Regions from separate parts of the Mus musculus genome. Here region 1 is linked to region 2. A link is a loop called in an ENCODE intact Hi-C map of the cell type or tissue named here. Cell type or tissue: left cerebral cortex. All regions are shown on one strand. Links, peaks and the distances in the headings refer to the core of each region. The heading gives the core; the rest is flanking DNA.

Region 1 (14,946 bases), core at 3,763-11,762, 81 kb after region 2:
CAAAAGCTGATAGTCCTGTTTGTGAAATTCCTGGAAAATGTCTGAGAGGAGTCAGGCTCTAAGTACAAGCTCAACATGTCCAGCTCGTAGATACATTTCCTGCCTTCCTAATCTTTTTTTTTTCCACACTTACTTTTATTTATGTGTCTATATGTGTATGGGAGAGATTAGGGTGGGGGTCTCTTGGAGGCCAAAAGACAGCATGGGTTCCTCTGGAGATGGAGTTACAATTGTGAGCTAACTACTGTGGGGGTGGGGAACCAGATCTGAAAAAAAGAGCAGCAAGAGCTCTTTTCTGAGCCAGTGCCCAAGCCCCCTATTTAACATTCTCATTTAAAACAGTCCTATATAAGCTGTGGTGGCAGGCGCCTTTTTAATTCCAGTATTTGGGGGGAGGGGGGATTGTAACCAAACCTCTGCTAGCTAAAGGCCAGCTTGGTCTACATTCTAAACACAGGCTTCAAAAAACAACAACAACAACAACAAAACAGCCAAAACCAAACAACTATATAAAAGTGTTAAACTTCAAACCTGGGACAATCGGCTGAGGTGCCTATTTAACTATCAAAGTGGACCTGGCCTCCAGGTTCTCCCAGCATTCCTCAGTCCCCACCTGTTCCACAGTATGGCTGGCATACCTCAGCCCCTATCATAAACTTTCCAGACTAGGGGCTGGGCTGCCCTTCTCCCAGAGGTTTTTCCCTATATAATCCAGATACCTTTGGTTACCTGCCCCTTTTTGTACCTTGGTACTCTGCACTTGAGCCCCTCTCCCTTCCCCTCCCCCTCTCCCTATTTGGCTCAGGGTCATGACCACTCTGGGCTTGCCCAGATGTATCTACCTCTGGCTGTGTTTTCCTTTTTATCTATACTATATTTTCTCCTCCACCATACCTGGGACAGTCATGTCCTTTCCTTTCCTTTCTTTCTTTTTTTTTTTTTTTTTTCATTCTAAAAGGAATATTGTCTCTTCTATAAGAGCACATACATGTTAGTTCTGCTAGGTTCTGTGTCTTCCAAGCTGCTAGTAGACTCCAGCCTAAGTCCAGAGAGAAGCCTCTTTTCCCTTCCTCCGTTCCACCTCAGTCCTACAGGACTTGTAGTCAATCAGCCAAAAGTTCCAGAGAACTCATCTCTCCAGAGCCCTTCTTCACTCTCTCAGGGCAGGTTCCTATCTGGCAGCCAAAGTCCAGCTTTGTAAGTAAGGGCAACAACTTACATGTCTTTAGTAAGCCACCTTCCTACCAGCCCATCACATCCAATTATGGAGAGATTTGTGCCTTCTCCCTAAACTCAACTTGTTCAAAAGCTAACCTCCGGATATTAGAGTATTTGGATACAGGATCTCTAAGGAGGTAACTGGCTAAAATGAGGTCACTAGCTGAGTGTGGTGGTGCATGCTTTTAATCCTAGCAGCAGGGAGGCAGAGGCAGGCAAATTGCTGTTTGAGGCCAGCCTGGTCTACATAGTGAGTTTCATTCCAGCTAGGGCTAATGCAACCCAGTCTCAAAAAAAGAAAGAGAGAGAGAGAGAGAGAGAGAGAGAGAGAGAGAGAGAGAGAGAGAGAGAGAGAGAGAGAGAAAGAGAGAGAGAAAGAGGAAAAGAAAAAGAAGGAAGGAAGGAAAGGAAAGGAAGAGAAAGAAAGAAAGAAAGAAAGAAAGAAAGAAAGAAAGAAAGAAAGAGAGAGAGAGAAAGAAAGAAAGAAAGAAAAAGAGAGAAAGAGGAAAAGAAAAGAAAAGAAAAGAAAAAGAAGGGAGGAAAGGAAAGGAAAGGAAAGGAAAGGAAAGGAAAGGAAGAGAAAGAAAGAAAGAAAGAAAGAAAGAAAGGAAGGAAGGAAGGAAGGAAGGAAGGAAGGAAGGAAGGAAGAGAAAAGCTGTCATTAATGATGAGCTCCAATACCCCAATTAAGTATGACTGGATAACAGCAACAAAAAGACACAGGCTCAGAGAAAAGACCATTAGAGGACAGAAGATGCCAGAGAAGGAACCAGGCTTGGGCTAGGACTAGAGTCCAGTGCTAGAGAGATTGCCTAGCATTCATGAGGCTCTAAGCTCAATTCCTGGCACTGAGAGGACTCAGGGTAGAAATGGGTTTGGTGGGCATGGTCTCACCTTGGCTTTGATCTTAGCAATTTGAAAACTGAGACAGAAGCATCACTGTGAGTTTGTGATCAGCCCATATAATATACAGTTCAATAGCCTGGGATTCAGGCAGTAGTGGTACATGCCTTTAGTCCCAGCATTTGGGAGGCAGAGGCAGACAGATCTCTTTGAGTTCAAGGCGAGCCTGGTCTACAAGGTCCCAGGACAGCCAAGGCTAAACACAAAGAAACCTGTCTCAAAAAATGGACAAAACCAAAACCATAAACACCTGAAACAAATAACCTGGGGTGTTGTGTAGACCCTGTCTCAAGCCCCAGAGACTCTCAGCTGGAACATGGTATCCTCTGAGGACTGTGGCACGGCACAGGAAGATGGGATGTGGCAGTCATCTCTACACTGTACTGACATGACACCTGTGCCTCTGTGTGCCCTGGGTCTTATTTCCTTCCCGGTCCCCTTCAGGCCACTTGGAAAATATTTTTGAAATCTGGAGATAGTAGCACCTACAGCTCTGGCTTAGCTTTTCATTTCCTTCCCAGAACCAACTCATGGTACATGCATGATTTCATGTTATTTCCTTTTTCCCTTTTGCCCCATGTTGGAGGCCAAACCTAAGGCCTCTTGCATGCTTAGGGAAGCATTTGGTCCCCAAGCTGCACCTCCACACCGTAGTTTCTCTCCTTTGGTTGTACGAATGACATGCTCACAAAACACTGTAAGAAACCTGGAACCTTTCTGATTCTGTCCTCTTTTAGTTTTTGGTGAGAAATCAATTGTCTTTGAATGTCTACTTGAATGGTAGTAGTTTTTGTCTCGTGAAACAATGTCTAAGGTTTTACACTCTAGTCCAAGCTAGCTCAGAACCAGATATGGATCCTAGACTGACTCTGCCTCTTGAGTTCTAGGATCACACAGGCCCTATTTCTAGCTTTTCGTATTTGAGATAAATGAAAGGAGTATCTTTTATTTTTATTGATTCTTTGTGAATCATGGACCCCAGCTCCACTCTTGTTGTTGTTGTTGTTCAAGACAGGGTTTTTCTGTGTAACCCTGGCTGTTTTGGAACTCACTTTGTAGACCAGGCTGGCCTAGAACTCAGAAATCCTCCTGCCTCTGCCTCCCAAGTGCTGGGATTAAAGGCGTGCGCCACCCCTGCCCAGCAAGCTCCACTCATCTTTATGTCCCTCGGTATCTGCCCTCGGCCCTTGCAATCTCTCCTGAAAAAAAAAAAAAATCTTGTAGTAGAAGCCTTGGGTGTCACACCCTTTTGTTCAAACAGCTTCACCAGCAAATGTTCCTTGTAGTGAGTCAGAGGTCTGGTTCGAGGCCCCAGGCTACACTATCAGTGCTAGATCCTTATCAGGACTCCTCTCAGATATCCTGCTGTTGCCCCTTGTCATGGAAATCCTACAGTTTCTGCAGGTTGTAGTCCATTCACTAGCTCCAGTAGTTCACAGAAGGAGTAGATGTTGGGGTGGGGATCTTTTGTTTTTTGTTTTGTTTTGTTTTGGTTTTTTTTTTTTGAGACTGGGTTTCTCTGTGTAGCTAACCAACCCCCACCCCCCCTTCACCCCCCCACCCCCCTCCACCCCCCCACCCCCCCTCCCCGCTGTCACGGAAACTTACTCTGTAGACCAGGCTGGCCTGGAACTCAGAAATCCGCCTGCCTCTGCCTCCCGAGTGCTGGTATTAAAGGCGTGCGCCACCCAAAGCCCCTGGATCTGGGTGGGTGTTAGTTGAGTTGGTCAGCTTGCCAATTCTCCTGCTTTGCCCAGGGGGAAAAAAAAAAAAAAAAAAAGGGAGGGGGGGAAGGGCAGCTCCCTTGCCTGCAGCCGGCTTCAAGGGACAGGGCTAGCTTTCCAGAACGCTATCTCTCAGGCCTGACTCCCCAGCACACCACCAGCGCCAGCTCTACCAGCTCTCAAGGGAGGTGCTGCCTAGGCAAGAGGGCTGCCCTCCCTCCTGCAGCAGCTGGCAAGGGGGTGGGAGGCAGCTCTTCCTTGCTCACACCAAGTAGTTTTTCTTACGTGATTGGCCAGTTTTAAAATGACACACTGCATTAAAACGTTTAAGAAAAATAAGCTGTGCCTAGTGGCATAGGCCTTTATCTCAGCAATACAGAAGTCTGAGGCCAGAGGAGTCTCTAAAACTTGAGGCCAGCCTAGGATACATACTGAATTCAAGGCCATCATTGGGTATCTGAGACCCTATCTCAGAAATAAAACAAAAGGACTGTGCTGGAGAAGGCCCGGAGGGGCTCTGCGTTCTGGAGTGGCGCTGCTTGGGCCAGCTGCTTGCTGGGTGAGGGCTGCTGGTGTTACATTTGAGGAAAACTGCGACAGGATATGTTTGGCACTTCCCCCGACGGGATCCCAGCTGCCATGAGTGCTGCCCAGGAGTCTCATATGCATGCACGAGGTGAAGCGTTCAGCTTCCCCCGGCGGTAATCTTGTACCTAGCAATTGGGAGGCAGCAGACTTGGGCAATGAAGAAAGAAAACAAGAGTTCTTGAGACTTATGGGTGCAGAAAAGAACACACTGGTCATCTTGTTATAGGAGATCACAAATTAACATCTCACTTCTGATCAGGGGAAGAAGGCAAGAAAAGTCATGAAGAGCTGGAGAGAGTACCAGCAGAGCATGGACAGCAAGTTGTCAGAAGTTTAACATGACTTCCTATTGTAATACCTATGGGATAAGTCATAAGTTGTAATACCAATGGGATAAGTCCATGACAGGAGTTCATACTCATGTTTTTGACACTGTTGACTTTGCTTATTGCTAATATCAAGGTGTATTTTTTTTTTGTTGAAGGAAGAAAACCTTTGTAGTTGTATAGTCTGCTTAATATTAACTGACAGTAAAGAATGACCAGCGCACTGCGCATGGGCAAGTTCTGGGTTCTATTCCCAAGGAGATGGAAGAATTAAACAGCCTTCAATGGGAAAAGACTTCAAAATCTTGGAAATTAAAAACAAAAGGGAGGTGTGGCCAGGAGGCTGTCTCCTGGGTTAAGAGTGCTTGCTGCTTCTTCCAAGGACCCAAGATCACTTCCCAGTACCAAAAGCTGGCGTACAACCTTTTGGAATTAACCCAAGCTCCAGGGATCCACGACTTTCTTCTGGCCTCAGTGGACAGTTACATATAGGTAATGTAAAAACAGAGACGTGCTGGGCGTGGTGGCGCACGCCTTTAATCCCAGCACTTGGGAGGCAGAGGCAGGTGGATTTCTGAGTTCGAGGCCAGCCTGGTCTACAAAGTGAGTTCCAGGACAGCTAGGGCTATACAGAGAAACCCTGTCTCGAAAAACCAAAAAAAAAAAAAAAAAAAAAAAAAAAACCAGAGACGTATAAAGACAATTTTTAATGCTGGTGGCAGTGTTGTACACCTTTAATCCCAGGAATAGAGGGGCAGAGGAATCTCTGAAATTTCAGTCAATGTGATCTATACAGGTGAGTTCCAGGCTATCTAAGGATACATGAGACCCTGTCACAGGGTGGAAATGCGTTCCATTCCTAGGTAAAAGAATAGCATGCCCACAAGTTGTCCTCTAACCTTAATGCTCTCACAGAAAAATAAAATCATACACAAACATTTTTATATATTTAAAGGCAAAGAATTCTTAACCAAATTGACTAAAGATAGGAACAGTAATTCCCTCTGGAAAATTAGCTGGCTGTAAAAAATGAGTTATAATGAAAAGACAATAACCTCACTATAAAGGCCTGTCTTGAATTTTAATTTTTTACAAGATTGGACTTCCAGTTCCTAGTAATGTACATGGTAATAAACATGAAGAAGCATTATTCAAATGTAAATGCTAATTGTTTTTATGTTTAATTTAAGCACTATTTTTTTTTTGTTTGTTTTGGTTTTTTTGAGACAGGGTTTCTCTTTTAACCATGGCTGTCCTGGAACTCACTCTGTAGACCAGGATGGCCTCAAGCACTATTTTTTTAACCAGACTTAAAATTAATAGAAGCGAAAGAATCTTCAGAGTGGGAGGGGCTTCAAGAAAGAACGACAAAAAGGCTATACAGGCTATTTTAAATGTACAAAATTTATATCTGTGTATACTGCAAATAATGTGCCTTCCAAAAAGGCTAAAATGTAAAGGCAAAACAAATTATTTCACTGATGAACCACTCATTTGGTAATGTCTTTCTTTACATTTGGGTTTTTTTTTTTAAAAATCTAGAGATACTGAATAGAAGTATTCACAAAATATCCATTGGTTAGAGTACGGTGTTCGAACGAAAATGAAAGGTTTGTAACCGGTCGTTTCGCTGTAGTACTGTAAGAAAGCTTTTAAATAATTAGTGCAGAATTCCAGCGTAGTATTGCAACCCAGCGTCTGTGGCCATGTCACCTTTAAGTGTGTGCAGTTTGGAAGAGCAGAGTTAGTTGGGTATTGTTAAAACAGCGTCGTTGTGTCGTGCGGGGACGTTCTCATCTTCTGAATGAGCGAGAGGGAGAAGGGCCCCGCCGTGGTCCCCTAAGCAGTGAGGCTCTGGGCGAATAATCGCACGGGATGCTGCGTGACAGTGGCTGGACGCCCGCGCCATTGTGAGGTCGGCGGCGCGGATCCGAACCTGTATTACTTCTCGGTGAGGCGGACTTGCGGGCCCTTGGACCGAGGTCAGCTCCGAGTGGAGAACAGGTAACTCAGGGGCCGGATCCCTCCGCGACAAGTAGTGCGCTGTGCGCTTTCCCGAGCCCACGGCGGGCGCCGGAGATCGCGGACCTGGCTCCCGGAGGATCGGCGGGCACTGGCCCGAAGGCTAGGAGACCTTCGGCAGCCCGAAGGCTGGAGCGGGCCGGCGAACGGCAGGTGTCCGCCCCGCCCCCACCCCCGCGGGCAGGAAGAGGAAGCGGTGCGGCCCGGCCCCGGGGCCACCCGCAGGGCCTCGCGGGGCGGGGGCGCCGGAGCTACAAGAAGCGCGTGACCTAGTTCGTCCCGAAGTGGACTTGACAGGTTGTCATCGCGGCTCCCCGCCCCCACTGTCTTCCGGGTCTGGCTCCTCCCCCACCCTCGAGCTCCCACTGGCCTCGCCCAAGCTGTACTCCCTGCCATTGGCTTCAAACCAGGGGCCACGCCCCAACCCAGCTCGCCCTGCCATTGGCCACGCGTCCCAGGCCGCTCTCCCAGTCATTGGCTTCGTCCCAGAGGCCCCGCCCCCAGTCTTGCTGGTCCTCGGGTTGGCCTTGCAGCGCCCCTCTTTCGGCTCGTCCTCCTATTGGCCCCTCGCGCCAGGCGCCTTGCCTCCTATGGTCCGCGGTGGATTCCAGCTGGTCACTGTTGAGTTTGTTCCCGTGGGCATTCCGGTTTCTGTCGGCTTCCCTCCCTCTTTGCTGCGTTTCTTCCTGCTTTCTTTGGGTCTGGGAGCCCGGGCCTCGATACCTGGTCCCGGTCCCAAACTCAATGTAGCAGCGATCTACATTTGCCTCTGTACCCCGCCGCACCCCGCCCCTTTCAACTCCTTCTTCCCCAGCCCCCACGCACACCGCCTTCATTCCCTCACACCTCTCCTTAAATTCGGCTGAGTGGAACAGACTTCATTTCGAAATCAGGGAGAGGGGTTAAGTGATAAACGTCAATATCAATATTAGCTGGTTTTGGTTCCAGAAAGGAACTGGACGGCCCAGATCATTCAAACATTTTGTTGTTGATGGTGGTGGGGGTAGTGCTTTTCTTTGGGTGTGTCTTAGGTTTGGAGGTTTCTTCAAACAGGATCTCACCTCTCCCTTTGTATCTCTGACTGGTTTGGAACTCGCTAGTTCCTTGGTACGGGGTTTGACTGCAGAAGCCAGAGAGGGCGGCCGCTGGGTTCCTGGAGCCGCTGGTTGTGGGCCACCTAACTTGGGGGCTCCTCTGCAGAAGGTTTCATCTCTCCACCCTGGGATTGAATTTTTTTAATTAATTTTCATTTTATGTGCATTGGTGTTTTGCCTGCCTGTATGTCTGTGTAAGGATGTTAGATTCCAGTCGGAGTTACAGTCGCAAGCTACCTTGTGGGTGCTCGGAATTGAACTAAAGTCCTCTGGAAGAGCCAGAGCTGTGAACCTGAGTCATCTTTGCAGTCCCAGGACTTAGTTCCTAAAGTGACCAAATTTGTTACTCCAAAAATAATAGGCTGCCTTTCCTGAGTAGCAGTCAAATTTCCATTGTTTATGCAATATTGACATTTAAAATTTACATGTGTACTTTCTATAATTGAGCTAGCTTTTTTAAATCGTTTTAGAGAATAGAAATAAGCTGGGCAGTGGTGGCTCATGCCTTTAATCTCAGCTCATGAGAGGCAGAGGCAGGCGCATTTCTTAGTTTGAGGCCAGCCTGGTCTACAAGAGTGAGTTCCAGGACAGCCAGGGCTACACTGAGAAACCAAGGGGTGGGGGGGAGGGGGAGGGGAGAGAGAAGAAATAAACTGATAAAACTGCACAGTGCAATGTAGTCTCCAAGAGAAATTTAGTTGAAATTTGAAACTGGCCTAGCCTTTGCTGGTGAGCAGAGGAAGGGTTACAGATCCCAGGCCTGTCAGGGCTGTGCATTGAAACCCTGTCTTCTGGGGGTTGTCTTAATCCCCACTGTGGTAATTCTGGTACTCTCCGCATTTGGGATTTGGGGGCAGGAAGAATTCAAGGCCAGCCTCATGGGGAGTTCAAGGTCAGTATGAGCTATTTGAAACCAGCTCAAAAACAAAACAGCTGTTGAGTGTGGTGGTCTTGCCTGAGATCCCAGTGCTGGGGAGGCTGGAGTAAAATCAGGAGTTCAAGGCCAGCCTGGGCCACAGAAGACCCTGACCCACTTACTCTGCCACTCCCTCTCCACACCCATGACTTTTTCAAAATTACTAAAGTAGATGATCTTGTGTGCATGCAGGTCAGGCTCCGCAGATTGCCCTGTCAGGCTCATTAAGGCATTCCAGTTGACAGAAGTGGCCTTTTAGGTTGCATCCCGAGGTCTGCAGAGCTCCGGGATCCTGGCTGGGGGAGGCCCAGCTCTGTAGGTGCCTAGCTTGCGCAGTCCAGGCACACTGAGAACCTTCCCTCAGGGCTTCCCATTTCCAACTTTGCACTTGAGGCTTCGGGGCTTGTGTGTGGAGCTGCATCTCTTCTGACTTCTCAGGCCAGCCTTCAGTGTCAGCTGATCTGAAATGGGTCCTTTCCCTGCCCCCAACCAGGTACTTTCTGTCCTCTCCCAGTTACTTCCTTCAAAGCATGCTGCACCATCTGAAGCCTTCTTGTTTACTTAAAATGGCTGGTTCCCCTTCTCCCTCCAAGCTGGGCTCTTTCTATTTGCTAGGGCAGGTTTAGCAAATGCTTAGTGGATAAACAAATGCTTCCATGAGATGGGATCCAGTCAACAGGCAACCCAGTCTTCCTATTGGCTGGACCCCATGGTGTAGACACACCTGTGAACAAGAATTGGGAGAGGAGCTACTCTTGTAAACAGTTTATGATTCTTTCATTTTCTTACTTTATTTCCTGTTATTTCTTGATGAGCAGAGTAAGAACTAAGGCATGTGGACTCAAGGACAGCCTTTTGCCCACTTTGTTTCAGGTTGTGTACAGACTGCAGAGTCTGACTGGGCCCCGGGCTCGGGCCGGGCCCTGGCGGTGGCCCCAGGTGGGCAGATCCTTGGCAGGCAGCCCCCCTTTCCCCAGGGCAGCTCCAGGCTCTGCTGGATGCTGGTTCCAGTGGGGGAGGGGATCCCAGCTGCTGCCCTGGAGGTGGTTATAAGTGTCATCCCACAGGGCAGGAACACAGTAAAAAGAGGTTCTTCTCTCCTCCCCCACTCCAGCACTCTCTCAGTGGCTGGACCTGTCTGGTGTTTCTATGACACAGGCTTTGGCTAGGACAGTTTTAGAGCAGCTGCCCTGGAGTTTAAATGTAGCACCAACCTGCGTGCCCCAAACATACAGGATGAGCTTGGTGACTGCTGGTTAACGTTGGGTCTCTGTGATGCCAGTCTTGGTCTGTCTGTCAGTTTTAAGGGTAAAGACATGCCCTTGTATTTGTGCACAACTACCCAGTCCCAAACTGAGGTGTGGAGGCTTGTAGAAGCAGGCTGGTCAGTCATGAGGTCAAGGCTAGCCTCAGTAGCCATGTGAATTTGAGGCCAGCCTGGCCTACACGAGACCCTGTTTATAAAAACAAACATGTCAAACCAAACCATCTCAAAAAAGAATCCTGTGGGTATGGGGAGGTGGGGAGAGGGTTAGGGTGTGTGTGGGAGAAGGGGAACATGTGATCAGAATATATTGTATGAAAACAATCTAACTTTCAATAAAAGTGGAAATTCTAAATAAAATTTCTGTGGACATCCCTTTAGCTAACATTTTCCATCCAAGTCTGCTGTCATCTGGTTGCTCCCAGCTAGGGGCTGACCTAGGATCTCCTGTGAGCTCAGCAAGCACTGAGTCCAGCTCTGGCTCAAAGGTGCTCAGCTTCCTGCATTCTGAGCCAGAGTTCCCTGGCCCTGGGGAATGGGAAGTGTTGAGCAGATCACGCCCTGGGGCAGGGTAGAAACAGGGTGGGACCGGTATGTGCTGTGTGCAGGATAGTCACGTGGTCTCCCCAGGGCAGAGAGCCTACTGTGGGATCGGGATAGGTTTTGAGCCCTGCAATGTTCCTGTCCTGGAGGGCTACTAGGATAATGGAATGTATAACTAACGGTTTAGGAGAATTAGCCTGCCATCAACGGGATCATCTCAGGTTCTTAAAGGACACTCACTGCTAGCATTGCCATTCCAGATAAATCAGATTGAAGGATGGACACAGCTTAGACCTGGAAGGGTTTGCGGGGTCACATTGCACAGGTATTCCTCCTCCTGCAGGCTTGGGAACTGCCAGCCACCCCCAACCACATATAAGTCTCAGTTTCTTCCTCTATCAAGTGGGGCTAATAATACTGGACTTGACTATGTTCAGCGTTGGTGTGAGAATTGGAGGAGATTATGTTTCTGCCCAGACTTGGGAAAAGAACTCACTTGTGGTATCCTGAGGAGGGGAGGGTCAAGTGCATTCAGTGGGTAAGCTTGCCCTGATGCTAACAAAGTACCTGCATTGGCCTCTGCAGGCAACCACCATCTAGACCTGCGGCGAGGGTGGTGATGGATGCCTGCTGCTCAAGTGTAGCCCTGGGTGTCCCCAAGAGAGTGGGTTTGAAGGAAGGCTCTTAGGACCAGAGTTGGTTTAATAGCTACACACCAGGGCTGTCTCTCTCTGAGCCCCTGGTTTAAAAGGACATGTTAAGCTCAGGAAGAGGCAACCTGTTACAGGGTATTTTGTGATTTGTCTTCCTGTGGATGGCTTAGTCTCCTAAAAAGAGTTACCAAGAAAAAGGAAATTGTAACATTAGAGATGGTGGATGGAGCTGTGGTGGAGAAAGCTGAAGAAGCTGGAGGAGGCAGGAAACTTGGGTGTATCCCGTTTCAACCCCTCTGCCACTTGGATGGCCAAGGGACATCACATGCAGGAAAAAACACTCATACACATAAAATAATTCCTTTTTCTTTTTTTGGTTTTTCAAGTCAGCTTCTCTGTGCAGCCCTGACTCTCCTGGAACTTACTCTGTGGATCAGGCTGTCCTTAAACTCAAAGACCTGCCTGCCTCTACTTCCAGAGTACTGGGATTAAAGGAATGAGCCATCACACCCTACCCCATTAAAAAATATTTTTAATAAATTCTCCAACTCTGGGCTGGAGAGATGGCCCAGTGGTTAAGAGCACTGACTGCTCTTCCAGAGGTTTTAAGTTCAATTCCCAGCAACGGCATGATGGCTCACAACCATCTGCAACGAGATCTGATGCCCTCTTCTAGTGTGTCCGGAGACAGCGACAGTGTACTCACATACATGAAATAAATAAGTTGGTTTTTGGCAGTGGTGGTGCATGCCTTTAATCCCACCATTTGGGAGGCAGAGTCAGGTGGATTTCTGAGTTCGAGGCCAGCCTGGTCTACAGAGTGAGGTCCAGGGCAGCCAGGGATACACAGAGAAACCCTGTCTTAAAAAACTCAAAAAATAAAAATAAGTTGGTTTTTTTCTTTTTCTTTCTTTTTTCGAGACAGGGTTTCTCTGTGTAGCCCTGGCTGTCCCGGAACTCACTCTGTAGACCAGGCTGGCCTTGAACTCAGCAATCTGCCTGCCTCTGCCTCCCAAGTGCTGGGATTAAAGGTGTGCACCACCACACCCAGCGAAGTAAATCTTAAACAAACAAACAATAAAAAAAAAAACCCTCCAACTCTGCTTCAAAACAACTGGGCCTGGAATTCTTTTCTGTATCAAAGCCACAAATCCCAGTTTGGCCTGAGTCGTGATCCCTGAGAGATTAAGGGGCCTCTTCAGGCTGTTGAGAGTGACCGTGGGGAGCTGAGTTTCTGTCCCCTCCTTTCTAAGGATTCTAACGAGAGAATGGGGATGGGGGCTGCTGAGCCTGTAGAATAGTTCTGCTTCCTGCTGTGGGAGATAACTATTTTCAGAGTCCATGTGACTGTATAATTCACCTAAAGGACTCTGTCACCCTGCTCAGTCAACAGGCTGACAATCTACTTCCAGTCACTCAGTCATCCTGGCAAACAGAAGCATGGGAACCTATTTTTCTAGCCATCCTCCATCTGAGTTTTTATTCTTTCCTCCCTCCCTCCTTCCTTCTTTCTTTTCCTTTTTCTTTCTTTTTTTATTTTCTTGCTACTTTTTTTTAAACTACTTTTAAATTTTATTTTATTTATTATTATATGTAAGTACATTGTAGCTGACAGACCAGAAGAGGGTGTCATATCTCACTACGGATGGTTGTGAACCATCATGTGGTTGCTGGGATTTGAACTCAGGACCTTTGGAAGAGCAGTCAGTGCTCTTACCCGCTGAGCCATCTCTCCAGCCCCTTCTTGCTACTTTTAAAAGAAAGATTTACAAACAAACAAAAAATGCAAGGCAGTAATGGTGCACACATTTAATCTGGAGCACTCTGGAGGCAGAGGCGGTGGATCTCTTGAGTTTCAGGCCACACTGTTCTACAGAGTGAGTTCCAGGACAGCCAGGGATATACAGAGCAGCCCTGTCTCAAATATGTGTGTGTGTGTGTGTGTGTGTGTGTATGTATGTATACATATGTACATATATGTGTGTATGTGTATATATATGTATATGTATATATGTATATATATGTGTATATATATATATGTATATATATATATATACATATACATATATATATATATATATATATATATATATATATCATCACGTGTTTTATCTGCATGTATGTACAGGCATTATATGCATGTTTTGTGCCTGAGGAGGCCAGAAGAGGGTATCATATCCCCTGCAAACTGGAGTTAGAGTTGTGAGCCACCATGTGGGTGTGGGTGCTGGAACTGAAACCTGTCCTCAGCAAGAAGAGCCAGCCAGTGCTTAACTGCTGAAGCATCTCTCTAGCCCCATTTTCTTGTTTTGGGACAGTTTCTCATATTGTTCTTCAACTCCACCTGCACTTGAAGATGACCTTGAACTTTTTGGTTTGTGGTTTTTGTTGTTGTTGTTGTTGTTGTTCTTGGTTTTTCAAGACATGGTTTCTCTGTATAGCCCTGGCTGTCCTGGGACTCACTTTGTAGACCAGGCTGGCCTCAAACTCAGAAATCCCAAGTGCTGGGATTAAAGGCATGCGCCACCACGCAGGCTTTACATTCTCTTTAAAAACTAATTTCAGTGACATTTGTGTATATTTTGAAACATTTCTACTAAGTTCCAACAATCAAAGCAAGAACAGATGAGATGAAAATCTAATGGAAAAATCATCAAAAGTAGTTTTGCAAGCTTTTATCAAAATGAAAATACTGCCATAGTTCGGTTGCCTTTTGTAAACAATGACAATAATATTGGACTACAATCAACATGAACATGGGCACGAAATAAGAAGTGATGCTTTGTGTCTTCATAAGGATCTTTGAGTTTGTCTGACATAACTTATCCTCTTCTAAAGAGAATTGCTAGCACAGAACTTGGGGTGCCTGCCAAGAGGATAAACACAGGGAAGCAGCCACAGCAAGGGTCCTTGCCCATTGGTATTCTGCAGTCCGTAAACAATGGAAGCCAAGACTGGAGAGGTGTGTGTGTTTCTGTGTATGTGTGTGTATCTTGTACATACTGTCACAATCTTTAAGTTCATATATGCCTATGCCCTGTTGTGTTGTGTGTGTGTTTCCATTGCTGTGAAGAGGCACCGTGACCATAGCAACGCTTATAAAAGAAAACATTTCATTGGGCTGGCTTACAGTTCAGAGGTTTAGCTCATTGTCATCATGGTGGAAAGCATGGCAGGGTGCAGGCTGACTTGATGCTGGAGGAGCTGAGAGTTCTACATTTTGATCAGAAAGGCAGGAGAAAGGGACTCTTCCACACTGTGCAGAGTTTGAGCATAGGAGACCTCAAGGTCCACCCCCACGGTGGCACACTAATAGTGGGCCAAGTATTCACACACTTGAGGCTATGGGAATCATTCCTATTCAAACCACCATACCTGTGGAGTCTGAAAAATGCTGTTTCCTTAAAACTGTCCTTTTTTTTTCTTTTCTTTTTTAAGCATAGGTCATGGGAATCAATAATGACTAAGCTATCTTCTTAGCCCTAAGACATTAAAAAAATTTTTTTTAGTTCTTTGAGTTTCATACAACATATTTAGATCATTATCTTCCAACTAAGTCTTTCCAGAATCCACCCTGCTTTGTCCTACCTACAAAGCTCTGTTTTCTGTTTGTTTTGTTTTTCTTTTCAGGGTTTCTCTACATAGCCCTGACCATCCTGAAACTCATAGGCTGGCCTCAAGCCACAGTGATCTGC
Region 2 (14,946 bases), core at 4,069-12,068:
TGTGTGTGTGTGTGTGTGTGTGTCTATGCGTGTGTGTGGCTGTGTTCACACAGGACCCCCAGAATGGGATGAGAAGGTTCCCTTTAACCCCATCTAAAACCAATGAGACACAGCTAAAGCATTTGAGGTGAGAAATATCCAACTGTAAGTACTGCGTTAAAGAAGAAAGTTCATGGCTAGAGCATCTGTCTCAAAAGTTACAACAGGAGGATCAGAAAATGTAGAATGGAGTAGAAGAAAATCATAAGTCACTGAAATAGAAGAAAAATAAAATATAGAAAGTGAATAAAACCAAAAATTAAGTTATTTGAAAAAGATTAAGCAAGGCATGGTGGACATGGTGATCGCAGCACTCAGGAAAAGGCAAGAGGTTAGTTTGAGGACAGCCTAGGCTACATAGAAAGACCCTGTCTCAAAAAAACAAGAGAGAGAGAGAGAACATCTTTAGATTTATTGTATTTATATGAATGTGTACCAGATGAGTCCTGCCATGTAAGTACTGGCTACTGAACCCACTTCTTCCAAAAGGACAATTGCTCTTAATGGCTGAGTCATCTCTCCAGAGCCTCCATCTTGTTTTGAGGTGGAGTTTAAGCTGCTTGGCCCACAAGCTCCTGGGTGAGTCCTATCTCCACCTCCCTCCTTGCTTGGAGGACTTCTGGGATTGCAGTGTGAACTAGTGCAATAGGCAACCTTACTTGGGTTTAAAGGATTAACGCAGGCTGCCCAGCTTCCAGCAGAAGCACTGTTGCCCAGTGAGCCAGGTCCCCAGCCCTAGATGTTGCTAGGTTCACTTGTTTAGGATTGCCACAGATTTGAGGCCAGCCTGGGCTACTGTGTGCTGTCTCAAATAACAATAATACTAATAATGAATGGATTAAAATAAATGTGCATATTCTTTTTTTCTGTGCGCTATCTGCAAGGTAATAAATGCCTTCAGAAAACACCCCCTGTGCATGGCAAAGCCAGCAAGTGTTTGCTCCCCTCTCACACCCCACAAAGCAAGGGCGCCTGTTCTGTGCCCTCACTCCATCCGTCGATAAGACCTTCCTGAATGAGATTTGTTTCTGGATTTTTGCAAAAGGAGGATGTCAGAGAAGCCTAGAAAGTATAAAGGGAAAGTATTTTAATTTTTTATTCCATGCCATTATTAGCTCTCCCTGCCCTGACTTCTAATTACACAGAAGCGTATGTCTAACAGCCCAGTCCTGACTCATGACTTACTAATGAGGTCATATTTTTCAGTACAATTCCAAAATCCCATCAATCTTTAAGTGAATTTGCTGCTTTCTGAAAGGAAGGCATGTGTGTGGCACTAGTGGAACTGGGAAAGCTTCGTGTGACTTCAGTTTCAGGAACTTTCCCAGCACGACGGCCTGTGATGGTTAATTAGTTCGATTTTAAAGTAAGTCTAGGAGCCTGACCAGCGTTCACACTTGGCCTTTGAATCAGACCGTCAGCAGCTGTGATACAGTGCTCCGTGCAAGCATGTCTGCCAGGCACAATGTGGCCCCTGGCCTACCTGGGGTCATGCTTTAAAATGTGACACAGACACAAGTGAGCACAGAAACAGGTTGTGACCCTGCAATGGGTAACAAGTTCAAGTTCACCAGGGAGGAACCAGAACACACATGTCTGGAGGACTAAGGGATGTCCCGCTGCTAAGACAGGTGTATTTAAATATGCCCTTCAAGATGGAACTTGCCATCAAATCTGACAAAGTTTATCCCCAGAAACCCAAATATTGGAAGGATAAAGAGCCCTCCTACAAGTGCTTCTCTGACCTCATGGGTACTACTATATAAATAAAATATAATTCAAGCTGTGTATACATGCACTTTTTTATTTTTTTATTTTATTTATTTTAGGTTTCACTCTATAGCCCATGTGGCTAAACTCTGTACAGTGAGAGCTCACTGGAGTTAGACCGGTCTCACACCCACAGCGATCCCCCTGCGTCAGCCTTCTGGGATTACCACAATGAGGAGCTCTCTCTCTCTCTCTCTCTCTCTCTCTCTCTCTCTCTCTCTCCTTTACAGAGTCTCACTGTGTATCTTCAGCTGCCCTAGAACTTGCTATGTAGGCCAAGTTGGCATTGAACTCACAGAAACCCATCTTTCTCTGCCTCCTGGGCTGGGCTTAAAGATGTGTTGTGTCCCAGCATACATTGTTTTAAAGACAGGGCCCCAGCCCAGGCTTGTCTCAAATTCACCATGTAAGTGAAGATGGCTTGGAACTCCTGAGCCTCTTGGCTGTTCGCTTGCTTGTGGCAGGGTTTCCTTATTTTTGGCCCAGGCTGACCTGGAACCTGAAGTGATCTAAGCCTCCCTAGAGCTGGGATTGAAAGTATGCAGTCCCAAGGTGCCCTACTGTATATGTTTTACTGCACACCAGCACACAGATGCTGATCAACACCAGATACACCTACAGCAGTACAGGAGCCCAGCACTGTTAGATCCCAGACCTGGGTTAGAACCCATGGGTCAGGGCCTAAGAGATGGCTCAGCAGTTAAGAGCACTGGATGTTCTTCCAAAGGACCCTGGTTCAGTTCCCACCACCTATGTGACAGTTCACAACTGTCAATAACTCCAGTTCCAGAAGATCTGACATCCTCACACAGACATACATGTAAGCAAAGCACCAAAGCACATCAAATTAAAAAGCAAGGTAAAAAGTACCTTTAAAAGAGAGAGAGAGAGAGAGAGAGAGAGAGAGAGAGAGAGAGAACCCATGCGTGGAAGTGGTGATGGTTTTTGGTTACATCCGTGTTCTCGATGTTCATGGACAGCATCCCTTGAACCTGAACATGGACTCCCACTGCCCTTCTCCACAGGCTGTCAACTGCAGCGGATCCAAGCCTCCTGCACCCATTCCCACACAGCCTCCACCACCCGCACCTTCAAACAGGCGCTTGCTGATGAGGGAAAGCCAGGTGGCACTGAACCCACCTTCCTTGGTCTGGTGGCCCTTGTTTCTGCTGATGTCTGCGTCTTCTCCAGGAGACATGAGAATTCAACATGAAGTCCAGTCACACAAATATATCTCACACTGTTCATAGCAGCAGCTCTCAGACACCCTTGCTACCCCTGCAAGGGTGCAGATGTTCTCCTGAGTGAGTGATGTCCACTTCTGCCTCACGCCTAAGCTGGAGTTGAACTGTGACCTCCTCCACTCTCCAATTCCGAGAATTTTAGAAATTTCCTAGGCTAGGGAAAGTGGGTTTGGTGACTCTTCCCTGTAATCCCAGACTCAGGAGGCTGAGGCATTAGTTGGAGGCCAACCTGTGCTACATAGTGAAAGAAAGGAAAAGAGAAGGGGAGAAGGGAGGGAAGAGGGAAGGGGAGGAGAAGGGAGAGTAGGGGAGGGAAGGAGAGAAGAAGGGAGGAGAGGGGAAAAAGAAAAACCTGTCCTAGGCTGATAGGTATCAAGGGTTGTAGGCTTCCACACCTCACCTGGGTAGCACGCTAGAGCTGGCCCTGGTGGTAGGGGGCATGGATTGCCCTGAGGGCATGACCCCCCACCCCCAGCATCCCCCCTCTGCTCCCCACACCTGGGCAAGGTAGGAAAGCTGGCCCTACACCTTACCTGCTGGAACACTCCAGGAGCCAGCCCCGCCCCTTGTCAGGGCAGAGCTCGCCCTGGTGGCATGGGTGCAGAAGAGCATGGGATACCTCTTGGGCTGACCAACTCAGCTAATACCCAGCCCCTGACCCAGAGCTTTGAGATGGCTCATCCCAACATCTACCCCATCTATGAACTGCTAGAGCACATGAAGGGGCCAGACCTGCAAAACCGAAGCTGTAGGATAGCCATGACACAAGGCAACAACAGGATAAGAGGAGTCCTGGTGAGGATCCAGGATTGGTAGTGTAGCAGAAGCCAGAGGCCTCCAACCAGACCAATGACTCACCACAGTGAACATTTGCGCATGAAGCTGTTTGGGCAAAAGGGTATGACACACCCTAGCTTCTACAGCAAGATTATTTTGTTTTGTTTGAATTGGGGTAGGTGATATGACATTCAGAGAGAGGGAGAGAGGGAGGGAGGGAGGGAGGGAGAGAGAGAGAGAGAGAGCGAGACTATCTCTGTCCCTAACCAGGAACACAAAGTCTTTGCCCTTTGTGACTGGTGAATCCTGGTGATGTCATACCAGGGCCAAGCAGCAAACTCTGTCTCCAGAGCCCTTCCTCCCATTCCTTGTGCTGCAGTGGCTAAATCAATGGGGGAAAAAAATCCTCAAGACCAAGGAAAACCAGAGCATGGGGGCAGCTGGGGCCAGGAGGGAGTGCCAGAGATGGGCATAAAGGCCCATTGTGCTGGGGCCTAGGCTGCCACGGAGGCCTTGGCAGCTAAGTCAGAGGAGCCCACCATGAGCTGTGTTCTCTGAGGGAGATCCTTGGATTTCAGCTGAATAGAGAACAACTTGGAAGCAGGCAGAGGAAAGCCGGAGGATTGAGAGACAGGAAGCAAAGGCGGAGCCAAGAGGAGAGTGGGTGGGAATGCTGGGGCAGTATCTGAAGGACAGGTGAACATGGCTCGCCTCTACCATTGCGCCTCGAATACTGGAATGAACCAGTTTGGCTGAAGGCTCATCTGAACAGCTGCCAAACAAGAAAGCAGTTTTTCAGATAAGTAACCAATGGTTTTACAAGTCTGCTCTGGCACCGTGGCAATGGCTCAGGGAGTGAGGCCATTCTCTATGCAAACTTGTCAGCCTGAGGTCAGTTCCTGAAACCTAAGGTTGAAGGAGAGACCTCAACTCCACAGAGCTGTCCTCTGGCCTCCATGTGCATGCTGTGGCCAACATGCCCTCTACAATGCACACACGCACACACGTGCACACACACATGCACACACAGACGTATAAGTAATTGTGGCTGGAGAAAACTTTGGCTTAGTTCCTAGTACCTACATGACATGTCAGCCTACAACTGTCCTTAACTCCATTCTAGGGCATCTGGCATCTTCTTCTGAGCACAGGTACAGACACAAGTGTGCCTAGCCTCGTGAAGGCAAAACATGCATACACATAAAATAAAAATAAATCTTTAAAAAATAATAATAGATAGAATTTTAAAGCCAGGTTCTTACCAGAAGGGAAGGAACAAACAAACAAACAAAAAACAAAACTTGGGTTCCATTTAAGTAACAGCTGTAACTAGAGTTAGTCCAAGGATTTGCTGTCATTGGAAAGGGGGACAGGACACAAGGAAGAGGAAGCAGATGGCAGTCTCTGGGCTTGGGTGACTGTGTTTCAACACCAACAGTCCTAGGCCACCTCGGTTGGCTGCCACATTGACTACTTCTCTTCTTCTGGTGAAGGTTAAACAGAAATAAGGATTGTCTCCTGAAAGAAAATTTGATCAGGATGAAATTTACTGAGAAAAACAAGAGACCCTCCAGAGTCAAGGGCCCATAAGGCTCCTGTTGGTTTATTCACTTGTTTTGTTTTGCTTTATATTGTTTTGTTTTGTTGAGACAAGATTTCATGTAGCCCAAGCTGGCCTCAAACTCAGTATGTAGCTGAGGATGGCTTTGAACTTCTGATCCTTTCCCTCCAACTCCCAGTGCTGAGATTATAGCTGTCTGACACTATGTCTGGTGTATTTGGTGCTGGGGGTTGAACTCAGGGCCTTGTAATGCTAACCCAGCACTCTAGCACCTGAGCTGTGTCCTCAGCTCCCCAGTGAGGCTTCCAAAGTTGAGTTCCTCTCATAATCATGGCCCTTGTCTCTCCTCATCTCTGACCTTGAGGGGAGTCAGCCTCTTCTGCCCTTCCAGGGGAACCCCAATGTATGCTGGACTCAAAGTTGCCCCAAAAGCAATCTGGGAGTGAGGGTGGGGGTGGGACTGGAGCAGAGTACAAAGAGGAGAGAGCTGGCACTCCTAAATGGAGAGAGGCTCCAGCAGCTTAATCCATCTTGAGCAGAATTGTTAATCAGGTGCAGAGCTCCTCAAAGGAGGAAAGCTGGACCCAGCTCTCTCTAAGGGCGCACCGCCAGCTTCCTTTCCAAGATCTTGGTGCCTTTGAATCAGGACTGGTCCAAACCAGCCTTTTTAGGACCCACCTGTCCATGTCCTCTCCCATCTCCTTGACCTCTTCTGAAGCAGGGAGAGAAATGATGGGAGACCCAGACATCTGCCGTAAACACCAACACCCCCCCCCTCAAATAAAGAGAGCAGCCCGATTCTAGGACTCGGGCCAGAGCCTGGCAGATGAGTTGTCCTGGGAGAAGGGCTTTTGTGGGCCAATTAACTCTCTCCCACTGAGCCCTAGCCCACGGAGTCCAGTCTGACCTATACCTCTAGCCCTAGGAGCTTCCTGCCTGAGGTCCTCTCACAAATTACCACCAAAGGCATTGGCAGCCGGCCTTCCAGATGGGCCCCAGTGACAACCCCTCAATGTCGGTGCCCATGGTGTCACGGTCCTGCCTTGTGAGGTCCACAGCAGTGGTCCTGGAACGTGTGACTCTCTCCTTGTTTTGCGTCCATTCTGACCCTGTGGTGAGAGGGCCATGTGGAAAAAGCAGACCTGTCCTGCCACTAGCCTGGCAGGCAGGCCACTGGGAAACAGACTCTGTGACCCCCGTCATGGGCCACTGGGAAGCAGACTCTGTGACCCCATCAGGTATAGGTGTTGCAGCCCAGTCTTTATGCTGAGAACCACTGAACGGCACATCCCAGTCACGTGGACCCTGGACTTCCTACTCTCTGAGACAATGAGGGTTTCTTGCCATTTGGTTTTGTTTGGGTGTTTTGCTATGGTTTGTTTTCGGTGATAATGGGATTCAATCTTGGACCACAACTAGCTAGAGAAAAAGATTATGACTTGCGGAGGCCACAGGTTCTGGTTGCCACAAGACCTTACATGGCTGCTGCGTACTTGTCATTCCAAAACCTGGCCTGACTTCTCCCCTCTATCTCCCTGGGTCTGCTCTAACTCCTCCTGGGACCCAGAAGTCCCACCTTTTTCCTTTTGCCCAGCATTAGCTTCTGCCTTCTTTATTGACCAAATCAAGAACCAATTAGGGGAACAGCAGCTCCCCCTACATCAGCTCACTGCCCTCTACGCATACCTAGGTGACCACAGTTGTCCTTGTGCAGAGATAAGCAGTAAAACTGGAGAGATGGCTCACCAGTTAAGAGTACCGTCTGCTCTTCCTGAGGTCCTGAGTTCAATTCCCAGCAACTACATGGTGGCTCACAACCATCTGTAATGGGATCTGATGCCCTCTTCTGGTGTGTCTAAATACAGCTACAGTGTATTCATATGTGTAAAATAAATAAATAAATCTAAGAAAACCCAAAAACCAAAAAACATATGCCGGTTTTCTCTGGAGATTAGACTATTCACTGCTTTTCCCACTAGTCTTTTTTTCTAGTGTATGTTTGGGTTATTTATTTTAATGTTTTACTACATTTATTAACCAATTTGTGGGTTCAGGGAAGGGATTTGGGGAGAATAGAAGTCACAGCACATGCTTGGAGGTCAGAAGACAATTTGGAGACTCAATTATCTCCTTCTACCATGTGCGTCTCAGGAATCAAACTCAAGTCCCCAGACTTGGCAGCAAGTACCTTTACCCAGTGAGTTGTCCCTCTAGCCTGGTTGTTATTTGTTTATTGTTGGGGGGGGCGGGGTTGAGACAGGGTCTCACTATATAGTCCTGAATGCCCCCAAACTAACTATGTAGCATCTGGAACTCATAGAGATCTGCCTGCTTCTAACTTGAGTGGTTTTGGCAGGGTGGACAGGTTTTTATTCTGCAGCCACAGCTGGCCTCAAACTCACTGTGAGTCCAGGCTAGCCCCCAACTCAAAGCAATGCTGTCAATTCATCTTCCCCAGTGCCAAGGATACAGGTGTGAGCCATCAGGCCTGGAAACTTGTTCTTCTTCATATACAACCTTGCATGTCAGATCCCTGTCTCTCTGTGCTCTCTCTGTGTGTCTCTCTCTCTGTCTCTCTGTCTCTGTCTCTCTCTGTCTCTCTCTCTCTCTCTCTCTCACACACACACACATCTGTATTTTACTTCTCTTAACAATTATTACTAAATTAGTATTCTGGCCTGAGCCAGTTAATAAACATTTGTTTCCAATCTCTGCAATTACAGTAAATATTCTCGTGCATATATATTTGCATTAGTGCATTTTAAATGTTGTTTATTTCTTCCCTGCTTACTACTAAGGAGGATGGAAAATAGCTCGAGAGTATTTTGTAGTTGTGATTTGCAGATAATACAAGCAGGAGGCGGAAATGAAGCTGCCAGAACATTTACAAGAGAACTAAGCGCCAGTGCTGTTCAGAGAGGGCAAGACAGATGGGGCTTTGTTACACGTGATCCGAAGGCTTCTGCAGACGCCTCTGTGTGAATCCCAGGATTCACAGGAGCCTTCCTGGCAGCAGGAAGGGAAAGCAAAGCCGTAGTAAATCGACTTCTTTTCTAAACAGTCCCTCCCACTGAGTCATCCTTCATCTTTCTATTGTGAAACAAGAGTTCCAATGAATGCTGGTCCATGACACTTCCGCTTATGTTTTCTCTCCTCTTTTACTTTTTCCAATCTTCTCAATTTTTAAAAGGATTTTAAAAGTATACATGTGAGTGCCTGTATGGATGCATGTACGTACGTATTATGTATGTAGACCACATGAACACCTGGTGCACTCTAAGGCCAAAAAGGGTATCAAATCCTCTAAAACTGGAGTTACAGACAGTTGTGAGCTCCCATGTGAGTGCTGGAAAATAAATCCAGGTACTTTAAAAGAGCAGCCCATGCTCATAGCTGATGAGTCATCTCTCCTGACCCTCGGTTTTTTTGGTTGTTTTTTTTTTTTTCTTTCTTTTTTTTTTTTTTTCTGTTTATCTGGGTGGTAGTGGTGAATGCCTTTAATCCTAGCCCTTGGGAGGCTGAGGCAAGCAGATCTCTGAGTTCCTGCCAGCCTGTGCTACAGAGTGAGAAATCCAGTCTCGAATGACAAAAACAAAAACAATTTTTTCACTTATTTATTGTGGGTGGTATGGAGAAGAGGGTGTTTATGCTGTACAGCACACATATATAGAGGTCAAAGAACAACCCTGTGGAGTTAGCTCTCTTCTCCACCTTTCTGTGGGTTCTGGGACTGAACTCAGGTCAGCAGGCATACAGGGTAAGTGTCTTTACCTGTGGAGTCACCTCACTGGCCTCTGTCATGTCCACTTTGACTTTTGAAATCCTTTCTTCAGGATTGGAGAGGTGGCTCTGGAGTTAAGACCACTTCCTGCTCTTCCAGATGGCCTGAATTTCAGTCCCCAGCATTTATGTCAGACAATTCATCCAACATCCTCTTCTAGCCTCTAAACAACCACACAGACACATCATGCATACATACAGACACACATATACACCATACAAATATATATATTAGCATTATATGTTTTAAATTATATATTGTTTTCTTGCAGGACCAGGACAAAACCTACAACCTTGTGGGTGGCAAGCAAACACTCTACCACCGATGACCTCATGGCTGGATGTCCCCTGGCTCTGCAGCTTGCTAGGCGAGTAATCTACCAGATGGACACCAAGCTCTGGTCTTAAGTTTTAGTAGAATTTGGCTTGACCTGACCTCCACACTAGCCTATTGAGAAGCACGTCATCTATAGCTGCAGAGTTTTCCAGAGGTCACACTTGGGAAAAACTAAGTCATGGCCTAGAGAGAAGGCCAGGCACTTTCAGACTGGAGAGACTTGGAGAAACTTCTTGCATCTGAACTCCTCCCAAGACCTCTATGAGGCTGGCTTGCCTAAGCACTTGGAAGATGGAGGCTGGAACTCATGGTCATCCTAACACACACAAATCAAACTGTAAGGACAGTTAACAATGGCAGCGATGGAGAGGGGTGACCAGAAATTCCAAGAAGAATACAATTTGCGGCTCGATGGGATGAGCTTTTCTGCTGTTTGTTTTATTTCTGTTCCTTGAGACAGGGACTTGCCATGTAGTTAGTCCTCACTAGCCTACCACTTGCTTTGTAGGCTGGCCTTGGATTAAACGTGTGTGTGTGTGTGTGTGTGTGTGTGTGTGTCTGTCTGTCTGTCTGTCTGTCTGTCTGTCTGTCTCGCTGGGTGATGGTGGTCAGAGGCAGGGGCGACCAGCAGCGCAGGCAGCAAAGGTGCATGCCTTTAGTCCCAGCACCTGGGATGCAGAAGCAGGCAGCTTTCTGTGAGCTCAAGGCAAGCCTGCTCTACAGAGGGAGTTCCAGGGCAGCCAGGGCTACACAACAAAAACCTGTCTCAAAAACAAAAACAAACAAACAAAAATATGTGTGTGTGCAGCCCAACTCCACAAAATAGTATTTCAGTGCCCAGGAGGGTCGGTAGATTCCTCAGTTTGTGCTGACCCTTATACTAATTAAGCCCATTAAGTCAGATTACTTCTTTCTTCCATCCCCCCAGAGACAACCCCCAGGGTGTCCTCAAATGAACCCCGAAGAGACCAGGAGCTGAATCCTCACTCTGGAAGTTCTCAGTATTTTTTACACCACTATTTCAGTATCTTGTCACAACAGTCTCTGAAGATTCTCAAGAAAGAGATGACAGCCTGAGGACTGGAGAGATGGCTTGGTGCTTAAAAGTGCTCGATGGTTTTGCAGAGGACTCAAATCCAGCTCCCAGCACTCAAGCCAGGCAGTCGAGAACCACCTACAGCTTCAGGGGATCTAATGCTCCATTCTGGTCTCAACTGGGCAGCTGCACTCACATGAGCACACAGACACACAGGCACACATAGTGAAAACATGAAGCAGAGGCCTGGAGAGAGGGCTCAGCAGGTAAGAGCATGGCTGTTCTTCCAGGGAACATGAGTTCATTTTCCAGCACCCACATGGCAGCTCACAAATGTCTGTAGCTCTAGCTCCATGGAATCTGATGCCTTCTTCTGGCGTCCATGGGCACTGTATGCACATAATGGATACCTATGCATACAGGCAAAGCACTGATACACATTTTAAAAAAAATTAAAGTCTTTTTTAAAAAGCCATTCAGCACAGGCAAGCTGAGCACTCCCAAGATGAGCCCTACCTGGTGCCACGAGGAAGAGAGCCAGAGGCCCCGGGAGCCTCTAAGAGGAGCAAGTAAGCAATGGAGACATGGAAAAGAAAGAGAAGCAGATGGGTGGGTACACAATGAACAGAGGCAGAGCTGGAGACCCGAGGGTAGTGAGGAACAGCCTGACGTGAGCAGCCTGAGATACCACCTGAGGTGACACCATTTCTGGGTCTGTGACTTTACAGCAGCAGGACCCTGTGTCAATGTCCGTGGCCCATGGTACCATCAAAGGCCATGGGAACATTTTTGGTTGGGCTGCCACCTGGGGCCATGCTGGCATCTGAGGGCTCCACAGAGCTGGCCCCATCCCTTACCTGGGCAGTGCTGGAGAGGAGGAGGAGGCCCCAAGGGCATAAATTGGGGGCGGGGAGACTTTCAGGCTAACCAACTCAGCTACCTCCCAGGCCCAAATCTAGGGCTTTGAGTTGGCCCACCTCAACATCTACTCTAGCTGTGAAGTGCTGGGAGCATGTCAAAGGGCTGGTTCTGCAGAACCAAGGCTGCATGGCCCCCATGATACAGGGGCAACCGGCAGATAGCTAGGAAGAATCCTGGTGGGGATGCAGGGTTGGAAGGTAGTGAAGCAGAAGCCAGAGACCTCAATCTAGACCAATGACTCACTGCAATGAGCATTTGCCAAAACAATCCAGAAAAAGCTGTGTGGGCAAAGCGGTTTACTGTGGGACACACAGTGATACACTGCAGCTTCCATGGAGAGATGTGTTTGTTTGTTTGTTTGTTTGTTTGTTTTCTTTGGGAGGGGAGTTTGCAAGAATAGAGGGCAGATTTGGAGGAATTGGGAGATGAATGGAATGGGGGGGTATTATGTGAATCAACAAAGAATTAATAAAAAGTTTAAAATAATAAGTAAACCTTTAAAATGTAAAATAAATGTGGTATCCTTATAAGAAACAAATCTCAGCCATTTCAGTTGGCCTCCCTTTAAAAGATCCGGACTGAAATGCTGGGCAGCAGCATCCTCACCTGAAACTTAAGTCTACATTGAGTGTGGAGGAGCAGAGCTATAATCCCAGCACACCGAGGATCGGGGGTTCGGGGTAACCTTGGTTACGTAGTGAGTGTCAGATCAGCGTGGGTCTCCCCCCCCCCCCAGGACCTAGGGAAGGATTGAAGTCATAGCTAGCTAGGCAGTGACTCAGCAGGGAGAGGCACTTTCTCAGCACCTTGGCTTGCTGAGCTATAGGTGGTTGATTGTACTGCAGTCCTTCATCTTGTCCTGAACTACAACGATGCTAAAGATGGCCACGTAAACCCTTAACCACATTCGGTAGATGGTGTGTGTCCAGAAGCATGCAGGGCTCTTTCCATCCTGCAAGAGCAGACTGGCAAGATGTCAAGTGTTGCCCAAGCAGAAACATTACCAAATTTTGACAAACCAGGTATTTTTCCCCTCTCGAGATTACATAGTGATATATACCAAGCTCCAAGCAGTTGGTGATGGCTCACTACACCTTTTATGCCAAGAATGGGAGAGGCAGGGATGCAGGTGTACTGCTCAGCAGTTCAGACTGCTGGGGACACTGGAGTGGAATCAACAGGGTATGAAGAAAGAAGAGGGCTGGAGGTGCTCACAGATGGGAGGACAGTCAGCTCTTTTCCTGGATAAGTGAAGATTTCCCCAGATTCAATCCCTGGATCTGTTTGCTTTTATGGTTCTTCTGGTCCAGGGCATGTCAACTATCTTTCTATTAGAGGGTGTGTCATTTAGCATATAAGTGAATTATGATGAAGTAACAAGTTGTCTGGCAGCCATCTTGGATCTAACTGGTTTTGACTGGCCCACAACAAGAGGAACTGCTAGCTGACAGGCTTCCTGTCAGAAAAGAAATAAGATTAGAGTTGGGTGGCTATTCAGCAAAGTCACAAGGCCAGTAATGAGGATGTCAGAGGGACATCACAGAATCCATGGAAGTCTGGTGCTCACATGCGCGCGCACACACATACACACCACATACTCTGAAGTGTTTACTTTGCAGTTGTTTTGTTTTTGTCTTGAGTCAGGGTCTCATGTAGCTGAGGATGATCTCCAACTTGATAAGCAGCCAAAGATGGTCTTGAACTTACCAAGAAAGACTTTGAAATCCTGATCCCCCTGCCTCCACCTCTTGAGTGCTGGGATTACAGACATGAGCCACACTCAGTTTATGAGTTGTTGGGAATCAACAACTAGAACAAACCTAGAACAAGCCTGCTAGACCACCTGTGCTTTGTCCCCAGCCCATGACATTACTTTCTAGTTAATTTCATATGAAAACTACTATTACAGCAGATGAGATGATTCAGGGGCCAGGGAATCAGTTATCCTTTTGAGACTGTATTTTCAAAGATCCTGTCTGCTTTTAAAAAGATAGCCAGTACAGGCACTGAGAATTCAAGTAAAGTTCCAGAAGGTTCCCTCAGGTCTGACTGACACTCGGAGCTGCTCACTAAGTCCTTCCTTAACACGCTGGACCAGGGCCTCAAAACCCAGAAGGGACTTTGTGTTCCCTGAGTTAATTAGGAAGTACCCAAACCAGCACCACCCGTTCCAGCTGCCACCACACGCACAGTTCCTAAACTGGTAGACACTGCCTTAGGAAAGTGCCAGCCAAGCAGGGGAGTAGAGGGACACAGTGAGGAGCCTTCAGGCTAGCTGACTCTCAGAAACTTAGCTGTCCACTCCAGTTTCTGCCTGTCCTGAAGAGTCTGCTGAGAGCCTTTATCTGAAGGCAGGGGAGGAAGTCCAGCTCTGGATAAACTGCTGTTTTGGAGCCTTGGTCTGCCCACTCAGGGCTAGCCATCTTGAACAAGCTTCATATTTCTATGATTCTTCCTTATGTGTAAAACAGCCTTTAAGATTAAATAAGTAGATCCCACATACTTTTGAGGGGTTTGCAGCCTACTTGGTGACATGGAGAAGCATGTTTGTGGTGGGTCCTCTGTAGTCAAGAGCTTCAATTCTTGCTGATGATTTGATGCTGTTGATGGTGGTGCTGGTGGTGCTGGTAGGAGTTTATTTGCTCGTTGATTTATATGGCTGGTTGTGGCAGAGACTTACGTTGCCAAGGCTGACCTTGATCTGCTGGTTGTCCTGCTTCCACTTCCCAAGGCATTACAGTCATGTGCCATGGTACCCGGTTTATGCAGTACTGGGGTTGAACCCAGAGATCAGTCTTTCCACGTAGTCCAAACTGGTCTTGAACTTGCAATAATCCTCCTGTCTCTGTTTCCAGAGATCTGGGGTGACAACTATGTACTGCCAAGCCTGCTGAATCTTTAAGTTTTGGGTAATTGTGTCTTTAAATTTCTGCTTCGTCAGTTGAGTTCCGTGTGGTAACAAAGCACCTGCCAAGTTTCTGGCTGCTGGCCCTGCGCTAGGGTTCTCCACCCCCACCAAACTGCTGAGGGCACCCTTTCTCCAGGCTGGGTCTGGGTGTTGGTATCAGAAGGTTGCAGGTTGTAATGCCTTTGGATGGTAGGGGTGATAGACTCATTGTCCCAGCTGCTGTTAGGAGCAGCCCTATGGAATTTGAGAGTGGACACTTGAAGTATTGAGGTGGGGGACAAACCCACACCCTTTCAGAAGCATCCTCCCTATAGTGACATCAAGGAGAGGAGAGTACAGTGGACCTTCCTACCACTAGCGTTTACATGAAGGAACTCAGACAATCAGAGGTGGAAACGATTGGGGCAGGCCAGGTGGTGGTGCATGCTTTTAACCCCAGCATTCAGGAGGCAAAGGCAAGCAAATCTCTGAATTAGAGGCCAACCTGGTCTACAGAGCACGTTCCATGGCATCCAAGACTATACAAAGGATCTGACTGGGGAAGGAAGGAAGGAAGGAAGGAAGGGAGGGAGG

Evidence for each region. A loop is a pair of places that touch in the nucleus more often than their neighbours do. Peaks named below come from ENCODE experiments on the same cell type or tissue, not always from the same donor. Only the 100,000 strongest peaks of a DNase experiment are listed, where the experiment ranks them.
Region 1: a loop joins it to region 2, with 2.6 times the contacts of the local background. A loop is called at or near these places in 3 of 42 quality-filtered maps.

The regions. Positions count from the first base shown.
Region 1 is chr5:25,521,972-25,536,917 of GRCm38, reverse strand. It overlaps 1700096K18Rik (RIKEN cDNA 1700096K18 gene), which reads right to left and starts at 6,900. Exons shown (of 1, transcript NR_027388.1): 1 at 5,452-6,900. In left cerebral cortex, for the core only: CTCF peaks have their summits at 7,393 and 10,480; DNase peaks (open chromatin) are centred at 4,096, 7,209, 7,782 and 9,763; H3K4me3 peaks cover 2,097 bases; H3K27ac peaks cover 2,005 bases.
Region 2 is chr5:25,603,542-25,618,487 of GRCm38, reverse strand. It overlaps Gm46903 (a long non-coding RNA gene), which reads left to right. Exons shown (of 2, transcript XR_001784824.2): 2 at 9,444-11,121. It overlaps Gm42235 (a long non-coding RNA gene), which reads right to left and starts at 4,020. Exons shown (of 3, transcript XR_880895.2): 1 at 3,786-4,020; 2 at 2,950-3,087. In left cerebral cortex, for the core only: a CTCF peak has its summit at 7,264 (motif pointing left); DNase peaks (open chromatin) are centred at 4,397, 5,988 and 8,357; H3K27ac peaks cover 788 bases.